2 separate regions of the Homo sapiens genome follow, and region 2 is linked to region 1. Evidence: chromatin contacts called from ENCODE Hi-C data. All regions are on one chromosome and are shown on one strand. Each heading gives the region's core, a stretch centred on a gene start or an enhancer-like site at or near the end of the contact. The rest is flanking DNA. Distances are from core to core; before and after follow the strand shown.

Region 1 (6,733 bases), core at 1,921-4,420:
AATTATGCTGAATGAAAAGGTGAATCCTAGAGGTTATGTACTTTATGATTCTATTCATAAAATATCCTTGAAATGACAAAATTTTAGAAATGGAGAACAAATTAGCAGTTGCCAGGGGTTCTAGGGGAGTGAGGATGAGAGGGAAGTGGATGTGGCTATAAAAGCATACCACTTTGTGGGGTAGAGACGTTCTGTAGCTTGACTACAGATATTCTATCAGTGTCAGTATCCTGTTGTGATATTTACTGTGGTTTGTGAGAAGTTGCCATTGCAGGAAACTGAGTAAAGGGCACATAGCATCTCTCTTTATTATTTGTTACAACTGCATGCGAATCTACAATTATCTCAGAATAAGTTTAATTAAAAGAAAAAGCCAGATACAGAACAATACGATCTGTCTCTTAACTCCCAAATTCCCAGTTGGCTGGCCACACACCACAGTCTCAGTTCTGTCCATAACCAAGTTTGGGGGATCTCTTCAAGTTTGCAAATGTCACTTCTACTGAGATCCCTCTGACAACTTCAGTGAAGTCTCTCCTCAAAGCTTTTTTTTTTTTTTTTTTTTTTTGAGACAGAGCCTTGCTCTGTCGCTCAGGCTGGAGTGCAATCACTGCAACCTCTGTCTCCCGGGTTCAAGCGATTCTCCTGCCTCAGCCTCCCGAGTAGCTGGGATTACAGGTGCCCGCTACCATGCCCAGCTAATTTTTGTATTTTTAGTAGAGATGGGGTTTCACCATGTTGGTCAGGCTGGTCTCCAGCTCCTGACCTCAGATGATCCACCTGCCTGGCCTCCCAAAGGACTGGGATTACAGGCGTGAGCCACTGAGCCCGGCCTCTCCTCCAAATTTTCAAGCTGTGTATTTTAAATCATAAAATGTTAGAGCCAGGAACATTTGAAATAATGCCTTGATAAAAGCGTCCATCAGACCCCCGAGCACCCTTCCTTTCCATGAATTATAACCAACGGAAATCCGGTGCACTTAGCATGTCCAGCTTTGAGTGAAGCCCCCAAGCTTCCTGCCCCTGAGACTGCCGCCCCTAAACCTCTCTTGCATGGATTCTGTAGAGCTGCCCCGACCAGAAGTCACTTAGCCACTCCTCTGCTCCAGGCCTCGTGGCCTGCTGGAGGCCAGACAGTGGGTAAGTCACGCTCAGCAGTGCCTACAACTCAAGCCACTGCTCAAAGGCTGTTGTTTTATTTCTCAAGTTAGACCACAGGCTCTGTAGCAACTTGGGCCTCCTTGGACACACACAGTGTGACGCTGAGACACAGTCCTCAACGCTGCTATGGTGTAGAATTTTTTGCGGAGAAAGACAGGAAGGCCTCTTGAGGTCAGTGTGAGACAGGGACACTCCACTGGGGCATAGGTATATCACTCACAGGTTGAAGGTAGGTAGACTGAGGCTCAAAGAGCAAGCGGAGGAGCTAATGTTCAACCCAGGTGGTGTGGAGTCTCAGTCCAGTGGCCTTACCCTCCACGGCCACGTTGCTAGTTATACTGGACAGAGCTCAGACTGTGCCCTGGCCTGTGTAGATGCACCAGAGGTTTTATCTGGGGGTCACAGCCGCTGGGAACGGGAGAGTTGCTGGGGATTGCCAGGAAGGGACAAGGCATTTGTAGCCATGCACCATCTGCTTTTACACTACCCTAGAGTCAAGTGGACCCCCTCCAGCATTTTTTTTTCCCCGAGATGGAGTCTCACTCTGTCACCCAGGCTGAAGTGCAATGGTGTGGTATCGGCTCACTGCAACCTCTGCCTCCCGGGTTCAAGCGATTCTCCTGAGTAGCTGGGACTACAGGCGCATGCCACCACGACCGGTTAATTGCCCCTCCAGCATTGTATGTGTCTGACTGCAATGAAGTGTGAGTGTGTCTGTGTGCGACTGTGTGTGTATGATGTGAGTGTGTCTGTGTCTATGTGGGGGCCAGGTGTATAGTCTGCATATGTCTGTGCACCTCTGTGTCTCTGTGGGTTGTCTGTGCCTATGTCTCGGCTTGTGTGTGTGCATGCATGTGTGGTCTGTGTGTGTCTGTATGCATGTGGTATCTCTGGGATGTGTGTCTGTATGTCCCTGCGTGCAGTGTAGTGACTTTGGGAGTGCACATGTGTACACGTGTGGTGAGTGTGCGGCCCTGCGCGAGTTGTCTGTGTACGTGTGGTGCCTGTGGGTCTGTGTGCGCGCGTGTGCCCGTGGGTGTGGTGTGTCCTCCCGCGCTGAGGCTCCCATGAACCCAGCTCAGTTCAGGCCTCCCTGACAGTCCTCGGGCGGCCACCCCGGGGCGCGGCTGTCCACGAGGCGCGGAGGAGAGGAGTGCGTGGCTGGGTCGGCGGGCGGCGCCCCCGCTCCTCCCCGCGGGCCGGGCACACGTGGGCCCCGGGCGCCGCCTCCCCGCGCCGCCCGCCGCCCGCCGGGTCCCGCGCGTCCCCACCCACCTCGGGCCGCCCCCGCCGCCGAGCCGGCCCAGGGATAAAGTGGCGGCGCAGACGCCGCACCCTGTCGCCGCGAAGCCGGTCGCGCGCAGCTCGTCCCGGCCCTGGCCCGCCGCAAACGAGGATCCGCTGCGCTCGGGGAACGCGACAGCGGCGCTCGTGGCCCCGGTAACTGCCTCCCGGCCCCTGCCCCAGCCCGCCAGTGCCGCCGTCAGGGGTGGGGAGCAGCACTGGGGTCCCGGACACGCCCGGCGTGGGCTCCCGCTACCCATGTGTGCGTGTGTGTGTGTGCACGGTGTGTGTGCGCGCGTGTCCGAGTGTGCGCGCGTGTGCGCGCGCGCGCGCCCTCCCTGCTCCTTCGCACCAGCCCCCAAACCAACTTGTCCCCATCAACTCCATCTTTCTAGTCCCCACCTTCCCCGGTGCAGACACCCGGCGAAGCCCACCCGGTTTTCCCAGCGGCATTTCCGATGACAGCTTCGGGGCTACGTGTCCTGTGCTGTCGGAGACGCACAGGAAGCAAAGTTTGTGAGAAGCCTTGGGGGCGACTTTGCCTTGGGCACCCGCATTTGTGCGTCTGCGAGGTGCCTCGGTGTGCGCGGAGCTAGTTTCCCAGTTTCCCGGGCCCCTCCCTTCTCCGAGCCCCTCTAGCGATTTGTTTAGGAAAAGTGATGACATGAACTAGTAGTGGAGAATCGCAGCGCCGCTCCCCGCCCTGGGGAGGGAGGGGAGCCCCGGAGAGCCTGCCGGTGGGAGCTGGAAGCAGGCTCCCGGCTGAGCGCCCCAGCCCGAAAGGCAGGGTCTGGGTGCGGGAAGAGGGCTCGGAGCTGCCTTCCTGCTGCCTTGGGGCCGCCCAGATGAGGGAACAGCCCGATTTGCCTGGTTCTGATTCTCCAGGCTGTCGTGGTTGTGGAATGCAAACGCCAGCACATAATGGAAACAGGTTTGTCATGTATCCTTGGAATTTCAGATGGGAGGAATAATCTGAGTATCATCCACCTCATTATTGTGCCCACTTGAAACTGTTCCTTGGAGATTTTAAGATAGATGGGTCTTCTTGCAGCTGGGTCTTTGTACCCATAGAGCTGACTATAATTTCCACTTGATTACAGCTAAAATAGTCTTTAAGATGAAGTTTCCTGAAATGATTTAAAATAAACACAGATGGGAAGGGGGAAAAACTGTAATGAGGCACTTAAAAAATAAAGTGAGCATTTTCTTAAGAACAAATGGGATTTTTCAGTCTTGGAGAGGTTTGCAAGAAATGTATGTATGTTTTAAACCTTTGAAACAGAGGGGTTTTTTAAACTGCTTTTAAAAAAATGTTACTGACTCTGAACTAGACTTTTCTCTCCTATCCATACATGTTCTTGAGATATTTCTGACTTTGGAATATGTCACTTTTCCTTCTAGGACCTGAAGACCCTTCCAGCATGCCAGAGGAAAGTTCCCCCAGGCGGACCCCGCAGAGCATTCCCTACCAGGACCTCCCTCACCTGGTCAATGCAGACGGACAGTACCTCTTCTGCAGGTACTGGAAACCCACAGGCACACCCAAGTAAGTCTTCCCCAGAAAGTCACCCCAGGTGACAGGGGAGCATGGCCCCTGCTTCTCCTCTGGTCGTTATCATGTGCCATCTGGGGCGGGGCCGCTTTCTCTATGACCTACTTCCCCTGCCGTTTTAATGTTAGGCTGAGCAATGTTAACAAAGCTAAAATGTATACTTTATAATTTTTAAATTTAAGAAGCAGGAATTCTTTTTTCATTATAACAACTCAGATATGGATCCTACCGTATGGCAATTTTCAAAAATTCCACATGACTTTATTTTTTGTACTGGAGTTGATTTCCGGTTGTACAGGCATTCATTTAAAATCAAACCCGACAATTAAGGAAAATCCCCTAGATGGATGAGAAACCCGAAGTAATACATATATCTTCACCTTTGCTCACTTTTCCTGCTTGTTTCTGAGCTTCTGAAGATGGCATACATGTGTCACCAGGAAGAAAGGGGCCTGGGTATTTCCTTCTGATTCCTTGCCAGCTCAATTACTTTGTACATTTTCCATCAAGGATTTGTCTTGCTATTAGAAGCAAACATTGGGACTATACACAAGACAGCTGGTCTCCTGCTGCTGCTCCCTCCTCTTGGATGAAGCAGGAAAACCCTGCTTGTTTGTGTTATTTGGAAAAAGAATTTATTTGTGGTAACCAATTGGCCTGGTGACAAGAACATTTCCTGTTCCAGGGACATTTTACCTGTTTTGTAGGCCTCTTGTCTCCTAGGGATCATTGTGTGGTTGGATTATGTCTCTCTTTGTGCTCCAGTAATCACCCAACCCTCACACAGGTGTAAAATTTCTTCTCTGTCTTCATCAAGGTATCTATGATCCAGGGAGCTGCACGTTAAAAACACAGAGATATGGACTTTTAAAACCCGGCATAGAGTCATAGCTTCAGGGCAGCTACACAGACTGGCTATGGTTTCTCTCTAGTGTTTTCAAGTGGGTAACGTGCTGAGAAGAGTTCCTACCAGTTCTGGTAATACATTTCTTAAAGAATGTGTCTGTACGTGCATACGCATTAGAGGAAGTGGGGGGGTTGTTGAGCATTATGATGCTAATTAATCATTAATTCTCCACTCTGACTTAACTGGCTGTAGAATTGCTCAATCTTGGATTAATTTCTAACAGATTAGTGGTTTGTGGTAATTTGATCAATATACAGAAAGAAGACAAATAATTGAAAATAGAAGTTTTTAATGTCTGAGTCTCAGACTTGGGGGGCTTTGTTGGTTAAGTAGTGAGGTTGTCCTAGTTCGAAGTCAACAAAAATAAAGAGGTTCTGCAGTCCTGGCACAGGGGGAGGGTGGTGGGTGAGTGGGTTAGAAACGGTCAAGTTGGCTGCCCTGCCCTCCCTTCGCCTGCGGGTGGTTTTCACAATCTCTGTGCTGAAGTTGCATTGCAGGGAGCCCTCTCTGCTCCGTTGCTTTTGCTCTAGTTAGAGATGATAACTCAACTTCTTAATTTAAACTGAGCTGCCTCTTGGATGTCAGCGTCCGCCTTGTGGTGGGTGCTGATGGGCTTAAGAACAGAGGTGGATGGTTGAGGCAGTTCGGCCCCAGAATTTGGAAGAAACCTATGGGTCTAGAAAAGGTTAAGGGAAAAAAATATTGAGGGCAGGAGCACTGAAATAGAAAGAGCAACAGAACCATGAGCATGTATGAACACTTTCCATAGTGTTATCCTCAGTTTACCAAAGAGGAAGGGGCTGGCCAAGGTCCTACCTACCTGTCCTGCCCTGCCTCCAGCCCCTGGAGATGATGCAGAGGTCCTGGAGGCCCCTTGCCATGACTCATGTTAACCCTGTGCTTGCTGGATCTTGGGGCAGTCTTGGGGGTCCTAGGGTGGGGGCTCAGGGCAGAGGTTTGTGCCAGCCAGCATGAAACACCTCTGTATCTTCATAACCGAGACCAGCTGCTCAGCCTGCCTGCCCTCTTGCATGATCTGGGAGACCCCCGCAGCATCATTATAATAAGTATTATTATTATTGCCTGCACAGAATCATTCACTCTGCTTTTAGGAAGAGGGAGGGGACCTCAAGTCACCAGGGCTTCAATCTTTCCCCCCAGGCTTTTTACCCCTCTTCAGCAAAACTAGGGCCTCGCTTTGTGCAATCCTGTCTCCTCCCAGTTAGGAAGAAAGAAGGGAGGAAAAGCAAGGGGCAAAAAAAGAGGAGACTGAACCCTCCCCCACTACTGTACCAACTGTGGGCAAAACCTGGGTTAAGAGCACCTCATCTCCAGCCCCGCCTCTGCTATCTTTCTCATAGAGACCCTAGGGACCTCAGAAGCCACCCCGGGGGCCTGTGGATATCTTATTATGCAGAAGGATCTGTGCCAGCCTCGGTTAGTCAGTACTGGTTTGGGTAGATTTTCTGGCCAACCAGTTACCTCCAGCTCCTGGAGCCTGCCGTGAGCACCTACAGAGACATATTGCCCCCAGAGGACCTGCTGGGTTCCAAGACTGGCTCTGCAGGTGGCTCGGAGCAACACTAAGCCACAGGTGTCAGCCGCTGCACTGGGAACCTGGCTTAACCCGCTTTATGCAAGCAAATTCTGTCGTATAAACACCAGCCTCCTCGGACTGGACCCTGAGAAAGAGAAAGCATGTCTTGGGTTAGCCTTTACCATCAGTGCTGTTTTTAACGTAGCAGGCCAGAGTCTCCGTATTTCATCATCAGGAATCAGAACTTAAACCTCCATTTGGCAGTACCAAGGCAAATTCATGCTGTAGTGTT
Region 2 (6,856 bases), core at 3,062-5,561, 93 kb before region 1:
TGCATTCCTAAACTGGCATGTATTTTCTCCCATAAAAATGTTCAGTGTGAACTTTGGGAGGCCGAGGTGGGTGGATCACAAGGTCAAGAGTTCGAGACCAGCCTGACCAACATGGTGAAACCCCGTCTCTACTAAAAACACAAAAATTAGCTGGGCATGGGGCTTGCGCCTGTAATCCCAGCTACTCAGGAGGCTGAGGCAGGAGAATCACTTGAACCTGGGAGGCAGAGGTTGCAGTGAGCCAAGATCGTGCCACTGCACTCCTGCCTGGGTGACAGGCTGTTTAAGTTATTTCCAAATTTTTGCTATTTCCGAGACCGTGTCTCGGAAAAAAAAAAAATTCAGTATAGTGAGTAGCTTATAATCATGATAGAGTTGATCAACATCAAACCCACTGATTTTTATCGAGGAAAGACTGAAGACAAGAGAAATGACTTGGACAGGGCTAAATTCCAGTCTGTGGATAGGACAGGAGCAGGGTCTTACACTTTGTTCCTTGGCAATCCAAGGAACATCAACATTATGATGTCAGAAAATGATGTCCCAGTTTCACTGTTTAAAAAAAACCATTTTTAAGGGTGGGATCCTTTTGTACATTGGTCACTACCGTGTATAAAGTTATTACCCCACATTACAAAAATATCCCGGGCCTGTTTTCACCAACACTACCCCTCATTCAGGCATTCTGGCGCCTCCCAAACTTTCCTGCCTCGTCTCCTGACTTTCCTTCCTTATATTTTTCAATCTTTGAGTAGTACCAAACTACTACAGTTCTAACGCATATGGGCCTTTAACACGCTGTTCTCTTTTCTTTTTCTTTTTTTTTTTTTTGAGACGGAGTCTCGCTCTGTCGCCCAGGCTTGAGTGCAGTGGCGCGACCTCGGCTCACTGCAAGCTCAGCCTCCTGGGTTCACGGCATTCTCCTGCCTCAGCCTCCTGAGTAGCTGGGACTACAGGCGCCCGCCACCACCCCCAGCTAATTTTTTGTATTTGTAGTAGAGACGGGGTTTCACCGTGTTAGCCAGGATGGTCTCAATCTGCTGACCTCGTGATCTGCCCGCCTCGGCCTCCCAAAGTGCTGGGATTACAGGCGTGAGCCACCGCGCCTGGCTAACATGCTGTTCTGTCTTTACACGTGTAAATCTGTGTCAGAAATATCTCCCCCATCTACCTGAAAAAATATAACCTGGTCTTCAAAATTCAGCTCAGATATCACTTCCTCACTGACGCATCCCTTTGCTTTCTTGCCTGTGTTGTGTACACTGTGGTTGCTGCACTGCTATTGCCATTCACTTTTGCAGATGCTTGCCTCTCCTGTCAATGATGAGCACACTGCGGGTAAGGGACTTGTCTTCGTCACTTCTGTATTCTTGAAAATGTTTACTTATTTATTTTAGAGACAGGGTCTTGCCCTGTTGCCCAGGCTGGGACCTCAGCCTCCCCTGTAGCTGCACCACTACATGCACCACTATGCCTAATTTATTTATTTATTTTTTGTAGAGACAGGGTCTTACTGTGTTGCCCAGGTGCGTCTCAAACTCCTGGCCTCAAGCAATCCTCCTGACCTGGCCTCCCAAAGTGCTAGGATTATATGCTTGAGCCACCATACCTGGCCATTTCTGTATTCTTGTCTGTGATGACACTTAGCACACAGGAGTTGCTCAATACGGTTTGTTCAATTAAATTAATGCTTTGTTTAGTCCTAAATTACAAGTTAATGATAACTTTTCTCTAGGTTTTGTACATGATAATAAAAGATTATATTCAAGATTTTTTCTACATATAAAATTTATTGTGATACTATAAAATATTTATTTGGTGTTTGCCCTTTTCCTGACATACAACTCCTAAAATCCTTGGAATCTCCAAAGTGATAAATACCTTTCTGTACACTAATGAGTTGACTGAGGGCTGGCAGCCTCTAGAGCTTCAGGATAGGAGCTGGTCCCCGGAAAGAATAAGGCAGGATTAGAGCATTGGGACTTTCAGCTCCATCCCCTGACCTCCAGGGAGAGGAGCAGAAAGTTAAGTTGATCACCAATCAAGCATGCCTATGTAATGAAGCCTTCCTAAAAACCCCAAAAGGACAAGGTTTGGAGAGCTTCCAGGATAGCTGAACATGTGGAGGGTTCCCGAAGTGTGGTGCACCTGGCTGTACCCCTTCCCCCATATCTCATCCTATATATCGCTTCACCTGTATCCTTGTTAATATCCTTTATAGTAAACCGGAAAACTTAAGCGTTCTTCTGAATTCTGTGAGCTGCCCTAGCAAATTAAACCCAAAGAGGGAACCCCAACTTGAGATGGGTCAGTCAGAAGCTCTGGATGCTGGGACTAGTGTCTGAAGATAGTGGTAGCCCTGTGGGACTGAGCTCTCAGCCTGTGGGATCTGACGCTGTCTCCAGGTAGATGGTGTCAGAATTGCACTGAGTTAGAGGACACCCAAGCTGCTGTCTGCTGCAGAACTAAGTGATTGGTTGCTGATGGGGAGAAGTCTCCACATACCTCTTGGTTAGCAGAGGTTACAGACATTTTCTGTGTTCATTGTGTGAGAGCAGCAGACAAACAGTTCTGTGTTTTTTCCCACTCGCCAACGCTTAATGCTTCAAGTTGCTATCCTCTTGTTCCAGTCAAATCATTCAGAATCGTGAAGTGACTCCCTTGCTTATAGCGTGATGCACTATGACACCCAGTTTTCACTTGCACCCTCAAAATTAATTCCCAGTCATTTGCTGTCTGGGATTTGGCCCCATTCTTAAGGAACTACTGAAGCCATGTATTGGCTTCACTTACGCCTGAGATTACAAATTGGCTGCTCAGTTTTTTTTTTTTTTTTTGCTTTTTGTTTTGTTTTTGGTAAATTAGCTGTCAACATGCTAAGCTGAAATATTCCAGCATCTACTGAAAAAAATGAAAGGTATGGCAACACTGAGTCCTTAATTCCCAAGCGGCAACAATGTGCAGGACCTGAGTACCCAGCTGCCACCTCTCAGCTGGCACATCTGCTGGGCCCCATTATCCTCTTTGAGACCTGAGGGACAGTCATTATTTGTAATTCTTACGCTGTTGCTTTTCTCTTTCCTGTCCATTTACATTATCCTACAGCCATTTAAGTTTGTGACCCCCAGTTTATACGATTACGTCTCCACACCCTATTTTGTTTCAGCAACACCATCTTGCTAAAATCCTACGCTTGCAGAGGCTGGTAGGAAATGGCTGAGAACACACGCACCACCCTAAATGTACTCTGTGCTTCTCACTAGCATGGAAAAAGACCTGATTCATTTCATAATAATCCATCCCACACACCGGGCATCCAGTAACAGCCAGGCACATGGATGATAAAGACAAATAAGACCAGTTTTCTTTTCTTTTCTTTGCCGAGTTCACACTGTTTTGCATTCTCACAGTGCTTTATACTTTTCAAAGTGCTTTAATCCGCATTATAGCTCATTAGTTCCTCTTAAGAATCATTTGGGGGAAAATGTAGGGCAATTATTCTCCTGGCTTTAAAGTTAAGAGAGTTGCTCAGGGATACATTCAGGGTTTATTAAACTTAAACGAACCCTTCTAAGTGCCAGGCACTATCCTAGGTTCCGGGAAGACAACCAGGAACAGGGAAGTGCCCCTTACCTTTGTTGTGCTTACAGTCTAGCGACGGAAGGCACAATAATACATTGGTCAGGTAATTCGGAGGATGATAATACTATGCAGACTACGAGCCTGAACAACCCGACGGTGAAGGTCGGAGACGGCAGAGATGGCCTGGAGGAGCAGCTCCTGGGAGCCCCACCTGACGCCAGGCGCCGGCCCACTGCGACTCGAAGGAAGTCACTTAGAGCCGAGGCTGCAAGTGCCGGTGGCCCCGGGTCGGCGCCCAGGTTCAACCTGGCCCGGAGTTGAGGCAGGGCTTGTGACTGGGGGCCGCGTTCCCCCGGGGCGCTACCCCTACTTACGAAGGTGCTGCCTGGTTCGGGGCGCGTCCCCACTCGCTGGGCCACGACCTGGCTTGGACGCTACCGTGTGGCAGGGCGGCCAGCGGGCCTGACTGAGGCCACTGCCCAATATGGGCCTGTGCTGGCTGGGCGATATAAATAGAGGTCCCGCGCCCTGCGGAGGAGGAGGGAGGGCGCTGGCAGCGCCTCCGAGGGGACAGGTGCTGCCCTCTGCTTGGAAGTGGCCCGAGACCACGCCGCCGCTGCCCTCCAGCCACTGTGCGCCTGCGCACCTATTCCCGCGCTGGTTCCAGACGGCGACTACAGCCCCGGTGTCGCTGCACAGGGTCTCCCCGCGCGCGTCCCGTACCCTACTGAGCGTCCCCCGCGGAACGCTGTGCGCCTGCGCAGAGTGTTCCCGCGCTGGCCCGCGTGCCAGAGCGACTGAAGGCCTGCGGGGAGGGGATGGGGACAAGTGTTTAAAGGAGGTTTGGAAATCGAGCTTTGAAAAATGCCGGTGTTCCCGTTAGTCTTTTACACTTGCAAAATGACCAAAAGACCCCGTGTGTAGTCTCACTGTGACCGGGGGGTAGGGTTGCCCGGTAAAATACATGAGCCCAGTTAAAGGTAAATTTCAGATACACAACCAGTAATTTTTAGTGTTAAGTATGTCCCAAATATCGCATGGTCAATTCACGTTTAACTCGGTGTTCCGGTTGGGTTTCGTTTTGGTCTTGTATTTTTATTTGCTACATCCTGAGCCATCAGCTTGTGATTTTTATACCCTACACCTCTCTGAGAGTGGGAGGTTTCCAGGAGTCCCGAGAAAGGACTGGTTAGCCGGGAGCAGTGCAGGGATGGGAAGTCTTCCTTAGGCAAGTGTCATAAAATACGGCAGCTGTATTAGCTCAGTTAGCTTAAACCAAAGCAAAATAAAACTGTTTTCAGTGGTGGCAACATAACTTTATTATCTTACTATTATTTTAGCTCTGTAGGTCAGAAGTCCAAAATATGTCTCACTGGATTGAAATCAAGGTGTCAGCAGGACTGTGTTTGTTTCTGGGGCTTCCTGGAGTGAATCTGTCCCTGCCCTTTTGCAGCTTCTGGAAACTGTCTTCATTCTTTTGCTCCTGGCTCCTTCCTCCAGCTTCAAAGCCAGAAAATAGGGCTGAGTCTTTCTCACATGCATTGTGTCTGCAGTTGGTTCCTTTCAGTGGGCTTGTGGTCTCCATCTCGCTAACTTCAAGAATGAAGCCACGGACCTTAAATGTTAAAGAAAGCTTTAAAGGTCACATGGACCCAAACAGTGAGGAGCAGCAAAATTTATTGTGAAGAGCAAAAGAACAATGCTTCCACAACCTAGAAATGGACCTGACTGGGTTCCCTGTGTTGACTGGGTGGCCAGCTTTTATTCCCTTATTTGTCCCTGCCCATGTCCTGCTGATTGGTCCATTTTACCAAGTGCTGATTGGTCCATTTTACAGTGTGCTGATTGGTCCATTTTACAGAGTGCTGATTGGTCCATTTTACAAACCTCTAGCTAGCCACAGAGAGCTGATTGGTGTGTTTTTACAGAGTGCTGATTGGCCCATTTTAGAAACCTCTAGCTAGCCACAGAGCGCTGATTGGTGCGTTTTACAATCCTAGCTGCAGAGTGCTGATTGGTGCATTTTACAATCCTCTTGTAAGACAGAAAAGTTCTCCAAGTCCCCACCCAACCCAGAAGTGCAGCTGGCTTCACCTCTCAGCATCACTTTGACACTAACTCTTCTGCCCACCTCTTCCTTTTTTTTTATTGTGGTAAAATATACATAACATAACATTTATCATTTTAATCATTTTTAAGCATAGTCAGTGGCATTATGTTAATAATGTTGTACAACCATATCCAGTATCCATTTCCAGAATTTTTTCATCCTCTCAAAAGAAACTTGGTACTCCTTAAACAATAACTTATTTCTCCCTCCCCTTTAGCACCTGGTAACCACTATTCTACTTTTTGCCTCTACGAATTTGCCTATTCTAGGTGCCTTATATGAGCAAAATCATACAGAATTAGTCCTTTTTTGGGGGAGGGGGATGGGGACGGAGTCTTGCTCTGTCGCCCAGGCTGGTGTTCAGTGGTGCGATCTCAGCTCACTACAACCTCTGCCTCCCCCGTTCAAGTGATTCACCTACCTCAGCCTCCCAAGTAGCTGGGATTACAGTCGTGCTCCACCACGCCCAGCTAATTTTTGTATTTTTAGCAGAGACGAGGTTTCACCATGTTGCTCAGGCTGGTCTGAAACTCCTGACCTCAGGTGATCCACTCGCCTCAGCTTCCCAAAGTGCTGGGATTACAGGAGTAACCCACCGCTCCTGGCCAGAATTTCTCCTTTTGTAACTGGCTTATTTAACTGAGTATAATGTCCTTTCTTTTCTTAAGGCTGAATAATATTTTTCTGTGTATATGTGTGCCTTTATATACCACATTGAAAACAAAACAGATTTTATATGGTAAGTAAAGTCCCTTTAAACATTTTAGAAGGTATTCATGTCAATGAAGAATGCTTGCATGCATTCGTATTTACACTTACTTTTTTTTTTTTTTTCCTTTTTTAGAGACAGGGTCTCACTTTGTCATCTAGGCTTGAGTGCAGTGGTGCAATCATAGCTCACTTCAGCCTCGAACTCCTGGGCTTAAGTGAACCTCCCACTTCAGTCTCCCAAATAGCTGGGATTACAGGTGTGTGCCACCATGCCTGGCTAAATTTTAATTTTTTTTAGAGAGAGATAGGATCTCGCTATGTTGCCCAGGATTGTCTCAAACTCCTGGGGTGAAGCCATCCTCCCACCTCAGCCTGTCGAGCATACACATACATACTTACAGTTATTTGGGGAAATTCCTGTATCCTTTCCCCACAAACATCCCTTGATCCAGT

The links. A loop is a pair of places that touch in the nucleus more often than their neighbours do. Pooled maps may share reads with other maps.
Region 2: a loop to region 1 is called in a map of psoas muscle, with 2.4 times the contacts of the local background. The contact joins the promoter of KBTBD12 here to the promoter of MGLL in region 1. A Hi-C loop is called at or near these places in 3 of 168 maps with a recorded cell type or tissue (Right ventricle myocardium inferior, dorsolateral prefrontal cortex and psoas muscle), 2 of 37 single-sample maps with no recorded cell type and 4 of 50 pooled maps.

Annotation. Positions count from the first base shown.
Region 1 is chr3:127,818,952-127,825,684 of GRCh38, reverse strand. MGLL (monoglyceride lipase) reads left to right here and starts at 3,170. Exons shown (of 8, transcript NM_007283.7): 1 at 3,170-3,376; 2 at 3,847-3,991. The coding sequence starts at 3,367. RefSeq lists a silencer at 2,209-2,728.
Region 2 is chr3:127,912,687-127,919,542 of GRCh38, reverse strand. KBTBD12 (kelch repeat and BTB domain containing 12) reads right to left here and starts at 4,311. Exons shown (of 6, transcript NM_207335.4): 1 at 3,957-4,311. LOC107986129 (a long non-coding RNA gene) reads left to right here. Exons shown (of 5, transcript XR_001740896.2): 3 at 1,302-1,338. LOC124909427 (a long non-coding RNA gene) reads right to left here. Exons shown (of 2, transcript XR_007096071.1): 2 at 4,877-5,197.